2 separate regions of the Homo sapiens genome follow, and region 2 is linked to region 1. Evidence: chromatin loops called from intact Hi-C (ENCODE). Cell type or tissue: left ventricle myocardium inferior. All regions are shown on one strand. Each heading gives the region's core, and the rest is flanking DNA. Links, peaks and the distances in the headings are about the cores only. Region 1 overlaps TGFBI (transforming growth factor beta induced). Region 2 has its middle 49 kb from the start of SMAD5.

Region 1 (8,335 bases), core at 279-8,278:
TGTGTTATGTTTGGGTGCCTCAATTTGCCTAGGAGGGTTCTATTTCTTCTGTATCTTCGCCACTAAGTCAGGAGAAGATCCTTATAGCATGCCCTGCAACAGTGTCACCTGTAAGGGCATCTCTCTGCACAGCCACAGTGAAGGATCCTCAAAGGTATTGAGGGCTTTCCATCAAGAGCCATCTTTACAGCAAACCTCTTTCCCTTCAGAGCCCAGAAGAGTGCTGACCAGCTGGAAAACAGGGTTTTTTTCTTAAATGCAGATGCTCTTGATTATGAGTTCCAGATATTAGATCAACTTCCCCACCATACCCCTGCAGGCAAAGCCTCTTAATTAGCTTCCTGCAGCACAGCTGGAAAGGCCTATTGTAATCTGTGATGGGCAGAGTAATCTAAGAAGTCACAGGAGCACCCCTGTCCCAGTAGAATCTGGATGCGCAGGCACATGAACCATGGCAAAATGGTTGCAGGCACAGTTGTATTTACTCTGATCTAACTGTCCCTGTTAATGCCACAGGGCTGCCTGGCCTGGCACACAGGGCTGTGGCGCCTTGTGCAAATGGATAACGTTGTTCTAGCTCCAGCCTTTCATTCAAAGTGAAAACTGTTAGAAAGGGAAGGAAAACTTTGCTATTTTAAGGAATTGTAGCGTGCTGCCTGATATGAAGGAAGAAATAACAGCTGTGCCTTGCTTGTGCGCAGCACTCGATTGCCGCTTTTGCTTTCGACCTCACCACAACACAGTGAGATCTACTGTTCATGTTCCCATTTTACAGGAGGTGAAACTGCAGCTTAGTGAGGTAGAGAGTGACTTAGTTCAGACACAGAATGCTGTTGGGAGAGTAATAACTATGATATGGTCTCTTGACTCCCAGCTATATCTGTGTTGCTATAGGGAAGGGGAAAAATAATACTGAAAGAGAAGTAAAAATACAATCACACTTCCAAACATCAACCACCAAAAACTGAACTGAATTTCCTGAAGCACTTGGTTTTCAAATCTAAGCTGAACATCAATGCTGTTATTCTTGAGGCCCAGAAGCAACTTGCTCATTTCAATTAAGCTTCAGCATGAACTTCCTATGTACACAGCCCACCCACACTCCCCGATGTGAGAAGGAGAGGGTCACAGCCGCCCCCAGCCTCTGCTGCTGCCACAAGGACAGCAGCAGTGGAAACATTCAGCAAAGGAATGTTGGAGCCACATCCACAAGAGACTCACTGAAGATTCGCCAAACGCCTACGGAAAGTGGCAGGGAATTCATTGACAGTAATTGTTTCCTGCTTGATCAGATTGAAGAGCTTCTGGGATTCTGTAACAATAAATAGGACCGGGGGCTGGAGTATGGCCAGCAAGGACTCTTCAGGGGTTATTCAGGGACTGTCTAACCTGTGAATCCTAGGCAGCAAACAGAAACCAGGTATTCAGAAATCTGGAGGATTTGGTCAGGCCCAGCTAGGACTAGGGAGGCATGGGCCTCTGCTGGCTGTGGTCCCTTCTCCAGCCTTCACTTCTCTTGTCCCTAGATCCTTACATGGATTCATTAATGCTCATTGTCCCTCCTGGGCCCACTCACTTTCACCTGTTGAACAAAAAACTGGCCAAGAGGTGACAGTCATATCACCGCAGAAGAGACAGGGCAGAGAAATGAAGGGGCAGAATGGACTCCCACCCAAAAGCCTGACTCTGAATATTTGAGAATTGTTCAAGTTCCTGCAGAGGAATCATGATGGGGACAGTAGGTGTAGTTTTTACTGCAATATTGGTGTCTTCTTAACAAATACGCTGCACATCAAGTGATGTCTGTGGATGGCATTCTTAAAGTAACAGGGAAATTGATGTTAAAGAAATACTTCATCCTTTGGGTGATACCTGAAGTTCTCTGAGCTTGGAGGTCTTGTGAAAGCCCTCAGTATTGTTTGTTTTATTTGCTTTCCTCTGACTTGTGATTCAGTCAGATGCATGCCTGCCTCTGGCTCAGGAAGATCAACCCTCTCCTGACTGACCACGCCTCTCCTGACTGACCACGTAGCACAGCAGCTTCCTTTCCCTAGGGGCTCCTAATGAAGCTTTCACAATCACCTGGCCTGAGCACAGTTTGGGTCAGGACTTGGTATACTTGAAAAAAACATGCAAAACCAAAATCCTGTGGTTCTGGAAAAGGCTTCTTAGCAGAACCCCCAGACATTTACACTCTGCTTTTTCACAGGGTCCCTGAGGATTCTTTGGATCTGGGTAGTTTGGGGAGCAGTATTTTCAACAAGTTCATTTCGTGCTCCTTCTACACCCTGCCTGGATGCTAGGCCCCATCTAGAATGTGAACAACAGAACAAGGCAGAACACTTGTCCTCAAGGTTCTGTTGAGTGTTAGATGCAGAGAAGAGACACCCCCCACCTCCCCGCATCACTTACAGGAATTCTGTTTGGAACCCAACATCAAATAAGGACCGTATCCACTGTCAGAGGATGGGAAGCAGCATGTCATCTGGGACATTGGAGAAAGGCTCCTGGGGGAAGTGGGACTTGAGCTGTGATCTAAGTAATGAACAACTGAGAGTTAAATGGGAGAGCATCCCCTATCAGGGTCCTGAGAGCAACCAGCCATGGTTTAAACCAGCTATAAAGCCTCGGGTTTATAGGATAGACAGTAACAATGGCTTGTCTTTGGGAGCCAAGCAGCTGGTCCAGGCATGCAGAGCATGTCTGTATGGAGAGCTGCCTGAGAGATGCTTTTGTTTACACTTATCAATTGCCCATGTCAAAGAAGGATATGTACATGAAGTTACATCAGTATGTAAGAGAGATTTTAACAATTTTTGCAGGGGAAGCTTTCATGGGGGCTGATGGGAATCTAGGTAAACAGAACCAAAGTCTAAACCCAAGATATCCCCAGTACCAAGACTGAAATGACTCTCTCCTCTATCTCTAGAAAGTTCCAGTGACCCAAGGAGGCAAACACGATGGGAGTCATTAAAGTGGGGTGGACGTGCTGATCATCTTCCTAATTCTGCTGCTTTTGTTTTCAGCCCCAACGTGTGTGCTGTGCAGAAGGTTATTGGCACTAATAGGAAGTACTTCACCAACTGCAAGCAGTGGTACCAAAGGAAAATCTGTGGCAAATCAACGTGAGTATCTGTAACCAGCCAGGAGACCAAGCTGTATGCACGCTGGCTGCAGTTCCCCAGGGCCTGGGCCAGCCTTCTAGAAGGTCAGGTTGCCTAAAAAGCCATGAAGATGCATGTGCGAACATGTCTGGGACCTGCGTGCTAGGGAGTGGCATTTTTAGGAAGCTGGCCAATTTTGTTTTGCATTTTTAAGGCTGCTGACAAGACTTGGAGACATTTTTCAGGGCTGGTTTGGGTTTGCAAGAAACATGAAACACTGCGTGTGTGTGTGTGTGTGTGTGTTTCTCAATCCTCATAAAATAATACAGATATGCAGTGGAGAAGCCACCAGCATGTGACTCTGGAAAAGAAAGCCCATTGGTGAATCTGTACTAAAGAATGCCATCCCTATCTTACAGTCCTAAGGTAAACACCCCAAAAAGACTTAGAGCACTAAACATATGCAGATTATGAGACAGCATAGCATATAATATTTGCACAGACTTCCTCATTCAAACCCTAGCTCTACCTGGGCCAGTCGATTCATCTTTAGAACCCTCCATTGCTTTACCTGAAAAGTTCGTATAACAAAAGGACCCACCTTATGGGGTTGTTACAAGGATTGAATGAAATAATGTACATAAGAGACTGAATATGGTGCCCAGCATATATCAGTGCTCAATAAATGCTAGCTACTATTATTATTATCACCCTAGATTTGCAAATCTAGACCACACAAGCAGAAGTAAGAGTGCCAACGGGGTGTGGACCAGTGTGGTTACAATAGGGCTTGTTGATGTCTGTTTCAGCAAGGAGGGAGGCAGCTTTTACCCCACTGCCCAGCTCCCTGGTGGAATCAGGTGCATGTTCTAACAATTCTGGGGAAACCTAATCTGTTTTGGCACTGTCAACAGATCTCAAAGCTGGCTGTCTCCTATAGCTAGGAAGATGTGTATGACAAATCTCCTGAGCCACTTGTGAAGGCCTGACCTTCCTCCTGTCTCCATACATAATGGGATGATTAAGAAACTCTAAGCCACTCTCTTAAGCACTTTTCAATGTTAGGGATTTTTAAGTTTATTGTTGTGACATTGCTTTTGAGCAGACATCTCCTCCAATTTAATAGCCAACTGAAAGAAGAGAAAATGCTCTTTCCTTAAACTGTATGTGGAAATAAATATTCCAATGTGTGACCCTGATTATGTTAGGCAATTAGCAATCCTAATATGAATTGAGGGAAGTTGGGATTCATGGCACAGCTGGGGAGATACCAGCAGTCCCTGGGAGCCTGTCCAGGGCAGGTCCATGGCAGCTTGCTCCATGCCTGATTGACAGCCCAGCCTGCAAGCTAAAAGTTGAGTGAGCTAGGAGGACACACTGCCAAGATTCAGCTAACAGACACCCAGCGATATTCTTGCTGCTATGAACAAAAGGAGACTATGCAAATTATACACCACCCATTCTTCCAGGATGCCTGACTTAAAAAATAAGAAAAAAGATGGGCCGGGCACAGTGGCTCACGCCTGTAATCCCAACACTTTGGGAGGCCGAGGTGGGCGGATCACAAGGTCAGGAGACAGAGACCATCCTGGCTAACATGGTGAAACCCCGTCTCTACTAAAAAAATACAAAAATATTAGCGGGCGTGGTGGCGGGCACCTGTAGTCCCAGCTACTCGGGAGGCTGAGGCAGGAGAATGGCGTGAACCTGGGAGGCGGAGCTTGCAGTGAGCCAAGATCGTGCCACTGCAGTCCAGCCTGGGTGACAGAGTGAGACACCGTCTCAAAAAAAAAAAAAAAAAAAGAAAAGAAAACCTTTAGTACTGATTGATTTTTTCCCATGTGTGTATATTATCTACTCAAATTAACAATTAATTACTTAATTAAACACAAAGCCAGGCCTCACCTAATTGCTTCTTGGAAGGTGACCAGAGTGCTAGTGCCAAGCAAACAACTCTTCTATATCTCAAGAGCCCTGGGCTTCAGAGGGCCATCTTTTTTGTTAATTCAAGTTTCTCTGAAAATGGAGACCCGTTTATGATGACAAGCTGGCTACAGGGTAGCATCTGCCACACTGTTTCGGGGGTGCCGCTGGGCTGAAGCATTTGCCCAGCTAGTTAACAATAGCTCGATAACATTCCCTATCAGTGTCCAGGCTGAGAATACTGTCAGTGATGAGTCGCCTTGGCTCTTGTACCTGTATCTTTGTGTGCCAGGACAAGGCACAAGCAACAGAGCTGTGTGTTGCCAAAATGTTCCTGATGAGCAGGTCAACCCCTCGGGGGCAGGTTTGGATATGATAATGTGGTGATGTGGTGGCGCAGCTCCCTTACCCAGTGAGCACAAGGGGAGTCCTCTAGGAAAAGGAAGAAATGTCTGGATGAGGTGGGGAGATGGGGTTCAGAGTGGACTCAGGCAAAGCCCGATGCCCAGTCCCAGCTGTTGGCCTAGTCTCACAAAGCCAGAAGGATATGACATTTACATTCAACTCTTGAATTTGTGGCCACTGCTTTGGGCAACTTCAAAGAGAGAAAATGAAGATAGAAAAATATTATTTGATATAAAACTTCTAGGACAAGAGAGGCCCTTCCTGGAACATTACATGTAGTATTAGGAAGGTGGAGCTGCCCTGGAAAAGATCCAGAGAACTCAGAGAGAGGAAGAGGTGGAACCCATCTCTGTTCTTGTAGAGAGCTCAGTAAGAGTGGCTTGGCAGGGCTCCTGTGTACCTGAGACCAAGACCAGTGAGGAGGCTACTGTCTGACCACCATACGGTCAGAATTCAGTGCCATGGGTGGTCAGGTGGGAAGGGGAGAGGACTGTGCTGGCTGGAGTTGATGTTATCCTGGGGAAAGTAGGTCCCTAGATGCCTTTAGTTGAGTGAGGAGCAGACTGGGAAATGGGAGCACAGTAGTGGTTGGGGCAAAAAGGACTGTCTCTGCATGAGGTCCATAGGCAGTTGGAATTTTCTCAGCAAGACTCCAGAGAAGGAGGCTGGAGCAGAGGTGTATGTTGGGATGAAAAGGAGTAAAGTATCATGGGGGAGGAGGCAGCTCAGGTTGTCAAGGGTCAAGAAACCAGAAGGAGAATTTCACCTTGGAAGCAGACAACGGGTACCAAGCATACAGGGGAATACTTTGTGGTGAGAGGTCACACAGAGATACAGGAGCCGACCTGGTGAGACAGGAGCCTGGAGCCACCTGCCTGCTTTTGTGAGGCCCCAGACTCCACTGCTATCATCAGGTGAAGCTCTGTTGCCTGCACACAAAAGCTTTTCTGCATTTACAAAGAGAGAAGGGCCTGAGTTTCTGGTGCAATGCGTCAAGCTGACATATGGACTTTATTACAGGAAGTGGTTACCAGTGGGTCCCTATTTAGTGGCTGTTATTGTGAATTTTATTGTTCGGAAATTCACTTTAGCATTTATTTCAGATCCTAAATAGCACCGGAGTGATACAATGGCTAATCAAACAAAGAGGGCTGTGGGGAGCAGACAGTCAGCATCCCCCTCTGTGATTTCAGGCCCTGGTTTGATTAGTAGCCATAAAATTTTTTACGTGTGGCACTTTGAGCAAAGGTGCAGGAAATTGTGGTCAGGAAGCCTGGCTGCCTCTCGACAGGCTTCCTTTGTGCTAGCCCCAGGGAGAGGAGGCCTATTTAACAGCCAAGTCCAAGTTGACATCATGGGACTGGAATAGTCATAGCAGGAGCTCAGACATCATAAACGTGGCATAGGGAGGGCTGGTGGAGGAGCTAGCGGGTATGGGTGGCAGCTATTCATTCCAAAAGTCTTGAAATTGTTTCACGAGCAACACATTTCACAAGTGCGAAGCCCTTCTCTGGAGCCAAGATGAGCTGGCAGAGCACTCCTGTTTCTCTAGTAGCAAGTGTTCCTTTGCCCAGGGGCAAAAATATTAATACTCCTTCAGCACTGCATTAATGCTTAAAGATTTAACTTTTAAAGAGATCAGCTGGTGCATGGTCGAGCTTTTCCATCAGCTGGCAGGGCTTTTTCAGTAGGTGTCCTTCTGGGCAGGGCACTGGGGACAGCTGACGTGAAGGTGAAGAAGAGCTGTCGTTTTCCTCCCTTATATCCCACAACCTTGGTCCCAAGAGGAAAAAAAAGAAGATGGTGAGAAGTCATCCAAGCAGACCCCAGACCCATACTAGTGCCTCCTTTCCTGTTTCATATCCCTGTGCAGCCAGCTGGGATCTCTTGAATAATCTGCTCTGGGGGCACTGAGATTGGACATACACCAAACAGCGGAGATCGACCAAACGCCTCTGTTGGGCAGTGTTTCCTGAGGGTTCTGTCCCATTCTGTAAACTAGGAGGCTGACTAGCTGACAAGGAATTTTATTCTGTTGGGTATTTACATGAACCTATGTGCCACCTGGGGTAAGACCCTGTGGTAGGTAGAAACATGACTTCCCAAAAATGTCCACATCCTAATCTCTAATTCTGTAAATATATTCCCTTACTGGAAAAAGAGACTTTGCAGGTGTGATTAAATTAAGGATCATAAGAGGGAGAGATTATCCAGGATTATTTGATGAGTCTAATATAATCATCAGGGTACTTAAAAGAGGGAGGCAGGCTGTGCCTGGTGGTTCACGCCTTTAATCCCAGCACTTTGGGAGACTGAGGCGAGCGGGTCACGAGGACAGGAGTTGGAGACCAGCCTGACCAACATGGTGAAACTCCCCCTCTAGTAAAAAAAAAAATACAAAAATTAGCCAGGCATGGTGGTACACACCTGTAATCCCAGCTACTCAGGAGGCTGAGGCGGGAGAATTGCTTGAACCCAGGAGGCAGAGGTTGTGGTGAGCTGAGATCGCACCACTGCCCTCCAGCCTGGGCAACAGAGCAAGACTCCATCTCAAAAAAAAAAAAAGAGGGAGGCAGTGGGATCAGAGTCAGAGAAGGCAACGTGATGATGAAAGCTGACATTTGAGTGATGCAACCACAAGCCAAGGAATGCAGGCAGCTTCTCAAAGCTGGAAAGGACGAGCAATGGATTCTTCCCTACAGCCTCTGTGAGGAATGCAGCCTTTGATTTTAACCCCATAAGGCCGATTTCTGACTCTAGCCTCTGGAATTGTAAGATAATTTGCATGATCTCAAGCCACTAAATTTGTGGTAATTTGTCACAGAAAGCAATGGGAAGCCAACACAGGCCTTATTTGTTGACTTATAGATGCATTTTTCTTTATTTCAATGTACTTTTATCAA
Region 2 (8,335 bases), core at 51-8,050, 49 kb after region 1:
GTCAAGGGACAAGAAGACGATTCTGGATTGTAGGCCGCCCGAGAGCGCCCCCAGGAGCCCATCACTGCGAACACCCACTGCCTCTGGGCTTGCATTCTCTGCCTCCCCAGAGACGCAGGCATTTTCTCCCCTGAAAAAGACCCCTCCCCATACCAGCCTAGACTTTCCCAAGGGAACTGAGGCCACTTCAATCTAAAGCCCTAAGTATAGGCAAGTTGTGTTCCACAATTCTACTTATAGGGATTTAATATGAAAAACACATGTGCATGTCCCTGTGCATTAAGCTACTTAAATCAGCTAATACTCAAATCTGGTCAACAATGTACTAGACGCTGTAAGTACAGCAAGGGGAGAGGCCCCTGCCCTTGTATGGCTTCTAGGGGGGAGCCCCCACGCTAAAGGTAAAGACAAATTGCATAAAATGTCTGGACACGATGCGAACAGGTGAGAATAGCGTAGGTACAGGCCGCCAGGGAGGAAGAAACTTGGAACTTTCAAAGACGTAAAGAAAAATTCGGAGCGAGTCTCACTCGCTGTGGTCCAACAGGCAAGTCCTGGCGGGTGGCAATATATGTGAAAAAAACAGTCATACAGATAAAACAGTAGACGGCAGCTATTGCTGTTAAACTTCCGTCCTACTTGGGACGAAATCCATAACGCACTCCGCGGTCCGAAGTTGTGGGGTCTCGGAGCTTCCAGGTGTGTCTCGTGAACTGCACAAGCATTTTTTTGTCCCCATGCGTCCTACCTGGCAGTACAGGCTGGTCACGCACGCCCTGTAAGACCAGTGGCCAGCCTCCATACTTTCTGTCACACCTTCAAAGTGACACCAACTTATGTTATCAGCCTATTAATTTAGCAAAGTTAAAAGGGATAAAAAATAACAAAGCCTTCAGAGTGACAGATTATACCGAATTTATTGCATAAAAGGGTCAGTAAGCACCCGCGGGTCTCGAACCCCAGCACAGAGATGGACAGATAGAAAGTCCGGCATGAGGAGGTAACCGCTTGAGCTAACTCCGACCCGGGTAGGAGTGTGCGACTGAAACTTCTAAACCATAGAAGAGTGACGATGTGGAGAGGGACGGGCTGCATGTGCTCCCCGCCCCCGAGAGGCCTGCGTCATGCGGTCTCGCCCGCTCTGCGCCAGGCGTCCTGCTAACGTGTCCTGGAGGGACTCTCAGTTCCTCCCGCCCGCATCCTGCGCGGGAACCGTGGAAGGGGGCAAAATCCACCCACTGGAGGGGAGGCAGGAGGGTGCGGGGGGGCGTGTGGGCCGTCTACCTAGGTCCAGCAGCCAGGCTGCTGAGGAGTACCCCCGCCAAAGGCTTTTCGGGGTTCTCTCCAGCAGACGGGGGCAGCCTAAGGCCTCCATAAAATCTCCCCGAAGCAGCCTATGAACTTGCCAAAGGCAGGGGTTCTGTGGTTTCATTTCTTGCCAGGTCCTGGGCTGGACCCTGGAGACGGAGTTCATCATCAGCAAATCCTCTTTGGGTGGGGAGTTGAATGAATTAATGAGTGATTAGCAGGGCACTAGGGCCCAGGAGTAAGCCCAGAATTGAGATCACAGGCTGAAGATTTAAAAGCTTCATAGCTCAAGAGAAACGCTCTGTTAAGGCTGAAGGAGAATAAATCATTCCTCTTTTTCCCCAACCCATCCCCTTGTCTACACTACTTTTCTTTTGAAAGATTCAGGAGCTGGATGGAGAAAATTGCTAACAAAGAAAATGGGACCTTCAGAATATTAATAATGTCCCTGTTTGTTGAGCACACACACACCATGTGCCACGCTCTGGGTTAAACATTTACCTCATTTCATGGCCGGAACAACTCTGAGATCCATAATGTTGCCCCCATTTTGCAAATGAATAAACTGAGAATCAGTGGTGGTAAGTAACTGAAATGTTAGGAATTAACAAAAAGTGACATATTCAGGAACAGAACCAAAGTTTGAACTCTCAAGAAAGAGTTGCCTGTAGTGTATGTCTGTCTGCCTGTCTTGCTTAAAAGTATCTCAAACAACTGGTAAGCTGCACTAGACAGGGATCTTCCATTCTGTTCTTTGCTGTCTCCCTATATCCTCCTCAGTTCCTAGCCTGGTCCACAGTAGACACTCAATAAACATTTAAGTGAGTGAGTGACTGGGGATAGTAGGACCCCATTATACTAGAAACTGCGCTGTCCCAACCTGGGTTTGAATCCAGCTTCCCCTCTTCCTAGCTGTGTAGCTTTAAACTTTTTAATTGTTTTTCATATTCATTTTGTATTAAACAAAAACCACGAGTACAGTAAAAATTAAAACAATAAAGGTAGTGAAAGCCCACCACCCTTGACCTAACTGCAGCTTCCAATCCAGATCTCTCCCCAGAGGTAACCACTGTTTTTTAAAATTTTGCTGTGTCTCCTTCTAGTCCTCTTTCTATTATATAAAGATAATTAAAAATATATAGCTTTATTTGGGTTATGGCTGTGTTTTGATATGAAGGACTGCACTGTACACATTGTTCTGCACCTGCTTTGTGGGAAATTCCACAGCATGCCTGGGAGGTCCCTCATTATTTATAATGGCTCCCCAAGAGTGCATGAAGCATGATTTGTTTTGCCATCCCCTGTTAGGGCTAGACATTGAAGGTTTTTTTGTTTGTTTGTTTTTTTCCATGAGTTTACCAATAGCGCTCCAATGAACACCTTTGCACACGCCTTTTTGTGAACATGGGCAATTTCATGAATGTGAGGATAAACTCTCAGAAGTGGAATTGCTGGGCTGAATAGCATATATGTTCATTGTAATTGCCAAGTTGTCATCCAAAAATGGGGCTATTGATAACATACCCCTGATGGAGGGAGGTATGGGAAGTTATGCTGAAATAACACATTTTATTCAGGCTAGGTACCTAGTAGTCTCGGTAAACAATTACAAAAATAACTGCCAATGACCATTTCCCCGCTAGCCATTTCCAGCTGCTGATCTGATCCAGCCCTGGCTTCGTTGCCTGGAGCCTGGATTTAGTAATGAAAACTGGCCAGCAGAAAGGACCCAGCGGGTGCGTTCCAGGTGCTCCCCCTGGTGGGGAAATGTCCCTGGACAGTAAGGAAATCCCCTGTCTTTGTACACTCTAAATCAAATCACATCCCCTCCCAGCTCAGCACCTTGAAAGACCTCCTCTCTTATAATCCAATCCAGACAGGGTTTACTGGATGATCAGGTGCCCACCTAACTTTCTGGCAGTACCTGGTGCCCCTCTCCTCTTTCTTTGCTCTGCTGCAACCACCTTGCCTTCTCTGGTTTCTCAGGCATGCCCTTTCCATCCTGTTCACTCTTTCTCAGAGATTCCCCACCCTCCAATCTCATTCTTTAACACTCAATTCTTATGCCACCACCTCAGAGAACTCTTTGTTGAACACTCTGTCTAAAGGGCCAGGCCACCTCTCTCCTCTCCACACACTCTCCTTACTCTTTGTTGCATCACCCTACGTCTTTCCACCATTAACAAGACATTAACCCAGACATTGCCAAATGTGGTAGAGACAAGTGTCACGAAGACAGAGACCATATCTGTCTTACGTATGCTATTTGTCTCCCAGTGCCTGCCACAGCACCTGGCAGTAGAAAGTGCTCAACATTTGTTACGTGAATGGATGAATTAATTAATAAATGATACCAACAAGCTGGAGTAGAATTGAAATTGAAGGCTAGCAGCAGGTGAGGCAGGACATACCTCCTGGGGTTTTTGTTTCCTGCCCTTCATATGCCCTTTCGTGATCAATATAATAATTTTTTCCTGGGGTAGCCTTTAGTCAGAGGCATTATCCTGAGTGCCCTGGAATAGTGAAAAGAAGATAGAGGAGCTTTCCACAACTTTACTTCCATAATCTTCACCAAACTCTGCAAGGTAGAACCTTTTATTTGCTGGATGAGTAAACTGAGGCTCAAAGGTAAAGTAGCATGTCCAGCTAGTGTTGGGCTCAAAGAATGGGAGTACCTGGTGAGGGGAAGGTTAGAAAACAGTCTCTTCCTCTAGTCCAAAAGGACATATAGTCTGAAAGGAAGTTCAATCTCATGCTTGTGCAATGGTGGTACTTCTCAGTGGAGAAATGTATACTGGCTAAAATTCAGTGGCAGGCTCATCTATTCAGCATACCTTTAAAGATCATCTACTTTGTGCCAAGCCCTTCAGGGTTGATTAAGGGGGTAATTTCAGCCTTCAAAAGCCTTACAACCAGGACATGTAACAGATCATTGTTCTGTAGGATGTCAAGTGATATATTTGGAGTATGTACAGGCAAGGCTATCACATATGGCCAAATTGTGCATAACTCAAATCTGGGTGTTGCCCTTCAGAATGACTGTGATGTCAATGGTACTCTCCAGAGTTATGCAGTGTACAACCTGAGCAAGCATACGTGGCTACCAGTGGGAATGGGATAAGTCATCTGGATTTAGGTGCACAATCTGACAAGTGAGAAGAGAATAGAAAAGAGATCTCAGAGGAGCATCAGTATGTAGCGTTCTGTGAGAGAAGAAAAAGCTTAGAACCAAGGCATTAGAGAAGTCAACAGAACAGGGACCAAGATGGAGGTGAGGCCAGCAGTGCCAGAGGCTGCACACAGTCAATCTCCCAAATGACTGTGGCAACAAGGAGTATGTTGTTCACCTTGGCAGGAGTGGTGAGACTGAGAGTCAGCTTTTTGATGGCTGAGTAATGAATGGGACATGGGACACAGTGTGCATGTTCAAATCTTTCTGGAAGTTGGGCTGTGAAAGGAGAGAGGGAGCAAGGGTTGTAAGGATATTCAGGACTAGGGAGAGCTTTGTCTTGTTGTAGGTTTTTCAGATGGGAGCCTGGAGCATGTCTAAACATTGTTGAGAAGAAGCAGTGGCAAAAAAAAAAAAAGTTGAAAATACATTAGAGAATGTTTTCACTAGCATAATTCATATAGGAAGGTTGCAGAAGAAGTGGGATTCATAGTAGGCAAGGATTCCAAATGATAGCTAGTCAGGATTCCAGAAGGCTTCATGGAGGTGGCATGCCTTAGTCCTGGGCAAAAGGGGCCCCTGCCCTAAGCCTAATGCTTTAAAGAGCCCTCCCTGGAAACCTCTCCACAGTGTGATAAGGAACTGTGAAGGAACCAAGGGAAAGGTTTGAACTCTATCTCCTGCCATATACAAAACGCAACCATTTAAAAAAATTAAATTTAGGTAATGATAAAGCATAGATTTAAGTGTATAACCTAACCCAGAACTCTTTTAGATCATGCTCTACATTACCAGAACACTCAAATCACCTGCCAGAATGGCACTGTGCCCACCTGCTTTCAGCATCTATGTAGGCCTTTTTCTCAGGGCATCCTTCCAAAGACAGAGCATGCCAACAGGGAAGCCAGCTCATTTTATGAGCCAGACAAACTCTTTATAAGAAAACAGCAGAAAATGTCCCTTATGAACATAGATGCAAAAATTCTAAATAATAATTTAGCAAATACAATCCAACAATCTATACAAAGGATAATACAACATGACCAAGTGGGGTTTATCCCAGAAATGGAAGATTGGTTAAACATTTGAAAATCAATCAACATAGTTTACTATGTTAAAAAACTAAAAAAGAAAACTCACATTATCATAACGATAGATACAGAAAAGGCATTTGAACATTTTAACATCAGGAATGCCTGATTTTTTTAAAAAAAAAACCTCCCAGCAAACTAGGAATGATAGGAAACTTCCTTAACGTAATAATGGCCTCTACCAAAGGGATACCACTAATAGCATACTTAAATAGAAAAGACTGTTTTCCTCCTATGATCACAAACCAAACAGGAAAGCCTGCTCTTACCATTTTTTTAACATCATATTGAAGGTTTTAGCCAGTGTAATAAATCAAGTAAAAGAAATAAAGGGTATCCAATTGAGAAAGGAAGAAGTAGAATTGTTGGCAGAATATAGAAAATCTGAGGGAATCTAGAAAAAGCTGCTAGAACTAGTGAGTGAGTTAGCAAAGTTGCAAGATACAAGATCAGCATACAAAAATAAATTGTATCCTCATTTATTAGCAACAAGCAATTAGACATTGAAATTTTTTTAAGTACCATTTATAAAAGCACAAAAAAGTTATGAAATACTTAGGAATGGATATGACAAAATATGTGCAAGATCCATAACTGAAAACTACAAAACACTTCTGAGAGAAATTAAAACCTAAATAAACGGAGAAACATATCTTGCTCATGGGCCAGAAGACTCAATATTGTTAAGTTGTCAATTCTGTCCCAATTGTTCTGCAGATTCAGTACACTCCTGATCAAATCCCAGCAGGCTTTTTTGTAAAAAGTTGACGAGTTGATTCTAAAATTTATGTACAAAGTAAAGGACCTATGTTAGCCAGACAACTTTGAAAAAGAAGAATAAATACGGAAGGCTATCACCACTCAATTTTAAGTCTACAGAAATCAAGACAGTGTAGTATTGGCGTAAAGATGGACAAACAGTTCAATGGAACAGAACAGACTCCAAAAATAGGCTCACACATATATAGATAACTGATTCTTGACAAAGTTGCAAAGGTAATTAGATGGAGAAGGTGTAGTCTTTTTAACAAATGGGGCTGAATCAACTGGTTATCCATATGCAGAAAAATAAAGTTTGAACCACACTTCCTCCCATACACAAAATAAAACCATTAAATAAAAATAAAAAGTAATGCTGGATCATAGATTTAAACATATAACTTAAAAAGCATGAAGCTTTGGCTGGCCATGGTGGCTCACACCTGTAATCCCAACACTTTGAGAGTCCAGGGTGGGAGGATTGCTTGAGGCTAGGAGTTCCATACTAGCCTGGGAAACATAGTGAGACCTTACTTATAAGAAAAAATTAATTAATTAAAAAATATTTTAAAAGTAAAAACCATACAACTTCTAGGAGAAAATCTTTTTGACCTTCAGTTAGACAAAGATTTATTAGATGAAAGATCAAAAATCAAAAGAATCACAAAAGAAAAAAATTGATCAACTGAATTACATCAAAATTTAAAACTCTGCTCTCTAAAAGATGCTGTTAAGAGAATAAAAAGACAAACCACAGACTGAGAGAAAATCTTTGTAAATGGTATACCTGGTAAACGGCTTGTATACAGAATAAAAAATAACTCAATAGTGAGAAAACAAACAGCTCATTTTTTTCCATGGGCCAAAGATGTGAATAGACATTTCACCAAAGAAGATATATGATAGCAAATAAGCACATGAAAAAAAAAAATCTCAGCATTGTTAGTCTTTAGGGAAATGCAAGTTAAAACCATAGTAAGATACTACTCCACATTTATTACAATGTTTGGAACAAAAGGCCATTTTAAGTGTTGGCAAGGATGTGAACACATATGCTGCTGATGGGGATGTAGAATGATATCATCACTTTGGAAGAGAAAGAGTTTGGCAATTTCTTAAAAAGCTAAACATACACCTATCACATGGTCCAGCCATTCTATAAGATATTTACTCAAGGGAAAAGAAAGCATATATAGAAACAGAATCTTGTACATGAATATTCCTAGTACCTTCATTTATTATAGCCCCAAACTGGAAACGACTCAAATGTTCCTAAACAGATCAACGGATAAACAATCTGTGTTATATTCATACGATGGGATACTACCCAGCAACAAAAGGGAATGAAATAGTGATATATGCATTAATGTGGATGAATTTCATAACAATTTTTCTGAAAGAAAGAAACCAAATGAAAACAGTACATACTGTATTGCTCCATCTATATAAAACTCTAAAAAATGCAAGCTAATCTATTTTGACAAAAGTAGATGCAGAGCAAAGGTTGCCTGGGGCTGGGGGGTGGGTAGAGTTGGAAGGTGGGAGGGTAGACTCACAAAGGGGCAGAGGGGGATCTTTGGAGTGTATTTGATATGTTCCCAATCTTGACTGTGACGATGTTTTCATGGAGGTATACATGGGTATATACAATATCAAAATCAATCACGGACAGTTTATTGTGTAATCAATTTCACTTCACTAACGCTATTAAAAGACTATATAGTATATGAGTCTCCTTATGTACTCTAGTCTGGGGCTGCACAAATGTTAGGAACCAGCTTGGTGATAGGACATCAGTGGAAAAGAGTTAAACATTCAGAAAGATGAGGAGCAAAGAGCCTTTTGTGAGTGTGTCTGTGTGAGTGTGCTGTGTTTGTGAGAGACAGAGAAAGGATGTTTTTCTCAATCGCCCAAATACCCAGAGGTTTCAAAAAGTCACCAGATAATATAATTAACAGCAAGTATTTATTTAGCTACCACCACGTCTCCAGGCTTGTGTCAGATTCTT

The links. Peaks named below come from ENCODE experiments on the same cell type or tissue, not always from the same donor. Only the 100,000 strongest peaks of a DNase experiment are listed, where the experiment ranks them.
Region 2: a loop joins it to region 1, with 2.1 times the contacts of the local background. A loop is called at or near these places in 6 of 110 quality-filtered maps.

What each region holds. Positions count from the first base shown.
Region 1 is chr5:136,030,737-136,039,071 of GRCh38, forward strand. TGFBI (transforming growth factor beta induced) reads left to right here. Exons shown (of 17, transcript NM_000358.3): 2 at 3,027-3,125. Among named protein-coding and RNA genes, the nearest start is that of TGFBI, 5.9 kb to the left of the region's middle. RefSeq lists enhancers at 469-538, 6,689-6,738. In left ventricle myocardium inferior, for the core only: no CTCF peak of the experiment used is centred there; a DNase peak (open chromatin) is centred at 4,409; H3K4me3 peaks cover 1,706 bases; H3K27ac peaks cover 5,873 bases.
Region 2 is chr5:136,079,572-136,087,906 of GRCh38, forward strand. It overlaps VTRNA2-1. Among named protein-coding and RNA genes, the nearest start is that of SMAD5, 49 kb to the right of the region's middle. In left ventricle myocardium inferior, for the core only: CTCF peaks have their summits at 3,069 (motif pointing left) and 3,276; DNase peaks (open chromatin) are centred at 1,120, 3,040 and 5,320; H3K4me3 peaks cover 1,723 bases; H3K27ac peaks cover 3,557 bases.